Linked DNA regions of Homo sapiens: region 1 is linked to region 2. Evidence: read pairs that join two places in POLR2A ChIA-PET (ENCODE). Cell type or tissue: MCF 10A. All regions are shown on one strand. Each heading gives the region's core, and the rest is flanking DNA. Links, peaks and the distances in the headings are about the cores only.

Evidence for each region. Peaks named below come from ENCODE experiments on the same cell type or tissue, not always from the same donor. Only the 100,000 strongest peaks of a DNase experiment are listed, where the experiment ranks them.
Region 1: POLR2A ChIA-PET joins it to region 2 with 7 read pairs; 2 of 35 experiments call an interaction of 5 or more read pairs at or near these places.

What each region holds. Positions count from the first base shown.
Region 1 is chr7:12,694,579-12,697,495 of GRCh38, reverse strand. No RefSeq gene overlaps it. Among named protein-coding and RNA genes, the nearest start is that of ARL4A, 8.4 kb to the right of the region's middle. In MCF 10A, for the core only: no CTCF peak of the experiment used is centred there; a DNase peak (open chromatin) is centred at 1,295.
Region 2 is chr7:12,863,766-12,866,682 of GRCh38, reverse strand. No RefSeq gene overlaps it. Among named protein-coding and RNA genes, the nearest start is that of ARL4A, 180 kb to the right of the region's middle. In MCF 10A, for the core only: no CTCF peak of the experiment used is centred there; no DNase peak of the experiment used is centred there.

The DNA of each region.
Region 1 (2,917 bases), core at 273-2,772, 170 kb after region 2:
GGTGGCTCATGCCTGTAATCCCAGCTCTTTGGGAGGCTGAGGCAGGTGGATCACGAGGTCAGGAGACCAGCCTGGCCAACATAGTGAAACCTCATCTCTACTAAAAATACAGAATTAGCCAGGCGTGGTGGTGGGCGCCTGTAATCCCTGCTACTTGGGAGGCTGAGGCAGGAGAATCGCTCGAACCCGGGAGGCAGACGTTGCAGCGAGCCGAGATCACGCCACTGCACTCCAGCCCGGGGTGACAGTGCGAGACTCCAAAAAAAAAAAAAAAAAAGATGTATGCTGCAACTATGGAATAACAAAAAGAATAGTAAAAGAATGTATAACCAGGGGGGAGGGGTGAGGGGGTGAGAAGAAAAAAGACTTAATCTAAAAGAAAGAAAGGACATAAAAATAAACAGTCAAATGGAAAAATGTGGTAGATTTAAACAAAATATCAGTAATTTGTAATTAAATATATAAAGACCAAGTAAAAGCAAACTATCATTAAAAATACAATTGTCAGACAGGTAAATGCTCTATTCTGATTTTGCAACTTCATATCCTGCCATTCTGTCGATTGCTCACCAGTTCTAAGCATACTTAGTCTACTCGGTTCAGTGATTTTCCATCTCAGGGCCCTTGCAAATAAAGTTCCCTCTGCCTGAGATGCTCTTTCTTCTACTCTTCTCATAGCTCTTTAGATAAATCAGAAAAATCTCCAACCACTTTATCCAGTGAAAGTCACCCCTATTGTTTTCTCATCCTTAGCCCTCTGTTTCCTTCATAGCACTTTTCACATTTTTTATTTTACTAACTGCAACCTCTACCTCCTGGGTTCATGCCATTCTCCTGCCTCAGCCTCCTGAGTAGCTGGGACCACAGGCGCGTGCCACCATGCCCGGCTAATTTTTTGTGTGTATATTTTTAGTAGAGATGTGGTTTCACCGTGTTAGCCAGGATGGTCTTGATCTCCTGACCTCGTGATCCACCCACCTCGGCCTCCCAAAGTGTTGGGATTACAGGCGTGAGCCACCACGCCCGGCCTATTTTATTAACTTTTGTCTGATATCCCTTTAGAATTAAGCTTCATTTATTTGTTAACTATGCACATATGTGAGTGTTTAGTATGTGCTGTGTGGTTTATAAGAGCTAGGGATATGGCAATGGATAAATGCCCCGTCCCTGTGGAGCTTACTTTCTAGAGTAGGAAAGAGACAAACTACCCTTCTGTTTTGGTGATTGCTATATTCTAAACACCTGGCAGCATGAGGCAGTTGTTCATATACCTGAGTGAATGTTTGGTCTACTTGCTAGAAATCATGCCAGATGACTCATAAAGCTTCCTTCATAAATAACCTTGTAAGAGAGATAATGTTGCCATTTAAAGGTGAGAAGGCTGTAGCTAAGAGAAATTAAGTAACTTGCATTCAGTTACACAGCTAATACATGTCAATACTCTACCTGTATAATTTAACATAAACACCCAGTTTCTAACATGAGAGCTGCTGACAGATTGATCAAGCAAGAAAGACCATCTTTCTTTATAGAATAGACTGAACGTGTTTTACTTATTTGATGAATCAAATGCATCTTGGGTTTAGCCTATTGGTTATAAGCCATTTGGATCTGCCCGTTTTCTTCAAGTATTCCTACTGTGATAGGTCTTTGATTTTTCCTTACCATATCTGCTAGTCCTCAAAATAATTGGCTATCATCATTGAAACCCGTGACATTCAAAGTTCTCAAAAGGGTTACAGAAAAAACAACACTGTAGGCACTACTTATTAATAGTACTTCATCTCTAAAGCTTTAACTGGTCTCTTGTGAGATGGGCAGGACTATTTGTAAATTTCTAAGATATCACCTATTAAGCATACAATATATATAAAATTAGTAAAAGGAAAAGTGTCTATTCCATATTGCCTTTCCCTGGGGTTGCTCAGATTTCTCCTAAGCCATCTGATCTGAGACATCCCTGGATCAGACAGCATTCTGTTTGGTTATTATGACATAAATGTCAAGCCAATGAAAAACATTCCACTATGTAGAAGAAAAGGGTCTAAGACAGGTAAAGTTTCACTAGGCCAGTTCTATTTATGATCCCTTTATTCCTGCCACTAAAAGTATTATCCCTCTGGCATCCCCAGCCCACAATTTTTAAGTTCCAAAACAATGGTTTCTAAATCTGGCTGATCTAGGTGTGTTTAAAAAACATCCTACAAAGAGGTGGAATATAAATTACTGGACCCATTTCCTAAAGATTCCATTCAAAATGTCTGAAGTGAAGTGTAGGAATCTCAAGAGCTCCTTAAGTCATTCTGAAGTATAGCCAGTTTAGAAAAATGTCATTCTAGGGAACTCCATTTTGTCACTCACCCATTTCTGGGTATCTTCAGGTAGATGACAGATTAAGGGAAACAAGCACTTTTCATCTGAATACTTAAGAAATACAACAGCCCACTGGATGCCCACAATTTCTAATCCCCTGCTGTTTAGTTATTCAGTTTCTGCACTAAAAAGGAACAAAGAAAAAACCCCATAAAACAAATATTCAGATTCTCGTTGACATTACAAAGAGCTGCAACAGGAAGAGTTCTTTTTCAATCAGAGGGCTGTTATATATCAGATGTCTTCCATGTAAATTACTTAAATTTTCACAAAACAATTCTACTGCTTGAACTGAGAAGAAAAATATTGCCTAGAAAAAATTCCTCATGATTGTGGAAAATATTCATGTACATCAATTTTAAAAGAGAGGTTCCTAAAGTATTGTGTGTAAAATTTTTTGTCCCAAATTCAGTATTTTTAAATATACTTGAAGAACTGTATATATTAAATAAACCAGACTCAACATGTCTACAAAGCAAGTAAGAGATTTTGTGAAACAAATATATCTAAAACATAATCCCACATAAAATAACAATTCCAAGTG
Region 2 (2,917 bases), core at 250-2,749:
ATTGAACCTCTTTTAGTGGATATGAACGATATTGAAATGTATGTTATTTTGAAGAGAAGAATATTTTATTAAAATTACTCTGCATTTGTCTCATTTGTAAAATGAAATAATGACATTTTATAATATATTACTTCCTGACATTAAAAGCTTTATGTAAAGTCTTAGCCTTTGGAATCTTCCAGTTATCGTGTTTCAACACATTGTACTGGGTGACATTTAAAGTCTTTACAAGCTCATGTGTTATTTAAGCCCTCATTGTCATCGCTCTGTTGCCTCACAGCAGATTTTTCTCAGGAATGAAACCCACTGACCCGACTAACACCACCAAAAAAATATGAACTCATTAAGTCCAAGTAGCTCTTATAAACCAAATCACTAATCCCTTAAACTATTTTGCTTCCCAGAAATCTTTTGTTCTTAAAGACTTAGCTTTGATGCGAAGTCATCCATAATTATTTTCAATAGGGCTATTCCAAAGACACCTAATCTAATTAAAGCTGTCTAAAACAACGTTCAATTCCTCCCCCTTTAGAAGTTTCTAATGAATTTTAAGAGTTTTTCCCTTGTGATTAACGAAGAAATCTATTAAGGATAATCTTATTATTCAAGATCACCTGTCAAAATTCCTCTGTCTTCATTCTATTACTATTTACCCACTCGAACTTCTTTGAGTTTCTTCAAAACAGCTATTTTGAATTATCTCTCTGAAAAGTCACATATCTTTGTTTCTCCAGAATTGGTCCCTGGTGTATTTAGTTCAGGGGTAAGGTCATGTTTTCCTGCATGGTCTTGATGCTTGTAGATATTCACTGGTGTCTAGGCATTGTAGAATTAGGCATTTATTGCAGTCTTTGCAGTCTGGGCTTGTTTGTACCTGCCTTGCTTGGGAAGGCTTTCCAGGTATTTGAAAGGACTTGGATGTTGTAATATAAGCTGTGTCTGCATTCGCAGGCATCCTAAGCCCAGTAATCCTGTGGTTCCTGCAGACCCATGGAGGTACCGCCTTAGTAGTCTTGGACAAGAATTTTCTGGATTACAACTACAACTTCTGTAGAGACTCTTGTTCTCTTCTCTTACTTTCTCCCAAACAAATGGAGTCTCACTCTCTCTGTGCTGAGCCACCTGAGCTAGGGGTAGGGTGCCATGAGCACTCCTGTGGCCACCACCACTGGGACTGTGCTGTTTTAGACCTGAGGCCAGCACAGCACTGGTTCTCACCCAGGGCCCACTGTAACCACTATTTGACTACTGTCTACGTTCACTCAAGGCTCTAGGGCTCTACAATCAGAAAGAGGTAAAGCCAGACAGACTTGTGTCCTTCATGTCAGGGTATTGTGTTCCTCCAGACCCCACATGGGTCCAGAATGCTGTCTGGGAGCCAGGGACTGGAGGCAAAAACCTTGGAAATCTATCTGATGTTGTATTCTACTGCTAAGCTGGCACTCAAACCACAAGACAAAGTCCTTCCCACTCTTCCCTCCCCTTTCCACAGGCAGAGAAGCATCTCCCACCACAGACTCACAGCAGGTACTGCCAGGCTACTGCTGATGTTCACTTAAGGCTAAAGGGCTCTTTAGTCAACTTGTGGTGATGCTTGCCAGGCTTGGAACTCAGCCTTCAGAGCAGTGGCTTCCCACTGGCCCAGCACAGGTCCAGAAATGCCATCCAAGAGCCAAGGCCTGAAATTGAGGACCCCAATAATGGTAGCAGTGAGCCATCCAGAGTGCCCGCTGCCATTGCACCAGGAGCAGTGGCAGAAGTGGCTGTGGGAGTGGCAGTAGTGGCAGTGGGACCCCTGTGCCCTGTGGCCCCTGTGCCCAGCATTCCTAAGGCAGCCAACTGCACCACCCCCACCCTCACGTGGCGGGGATCCACTCCCAGGCGTGAAGCCTCCGCCACTTCAGACCCTGGACCTGTGTCACCACTCTCACCCTCCACCACTGCGCGGAGGGCACAGGGTGGAGGCAGACAATCCCCAGGGCTGCCCCTGGGAGCCCCCCGGGAGCCCAGCCCTCTAGGGGCCACTGCAATGGGTCCAAACTAAGCCACCCAATGTAGGAAGAGCAGTGCAGGTGGGCATAAAGGAGCAGGCAGAGAGGGGCCCAGCTAGGACCTGGAGCCCCCACCCCGGGCTGCAAGGAGGTACAGCCAGGGCTGCATGCTGTACAGAGCCAATGGGAGCCAGGGACGAGTGGGAGCCCCGCTCCTGCAGGTGGGGTGGGAGCTCCCAGGTGCATCTGCAGCCTCCCTTCTGCAGCTGTGAACTCAGGCATTTCTGCACTCTCAGGCACCTGGGATGGTCCCCTGCCCTACCACAGACTTGAAAGTGCCTGCTTCCACTGCCTGGCTTCTCCCTGATGTCAGCCTCCCTACAGACTTTGGGTGCCAACAAGCAGGGGAGGCAGGCCAAGGAGGGACTGAGGACAGCCTGGTACTGGCCTGCAGGCATGCCTTGGCATGAACAGTCTGGGTGCCATTAACAAGCAGCAGGAAGCAGACAGGCTCCTAGGCCGAAGGGGGCTGGTCCTCAGTGAAGCCCAACCTTCAAACCAGGGAGAACCTGAAGCCTGGGGGTCAGGCCACCAGTCCCACAGACCGGAGTGGAAACTTGTGGTGCTTTTCCCTCGGTCTGCCCATGCCACCCATGGACTAATCAGCATGTACTTCTTCCCCTCTGAGGCCCATAAAAACCCCAGACTCCGCCAGACTCAAGCACAGGACAGAGAGACTATGGGGAGATGATGGGACAACCAGCTGCAGAGAGGAGCTGCCCACCCCAGAGTCTCCTCTGTGCTGAGAGCTGAGGAGAAGACAGGATAACCAGCAGCATAGAGGAACTTCCCTCTCTGCTGAGAGCTGAACACTCGACAGGACGACCTGCCTACAGAGAGGAGGTGCCCACTGCAGGTCTCCTCCG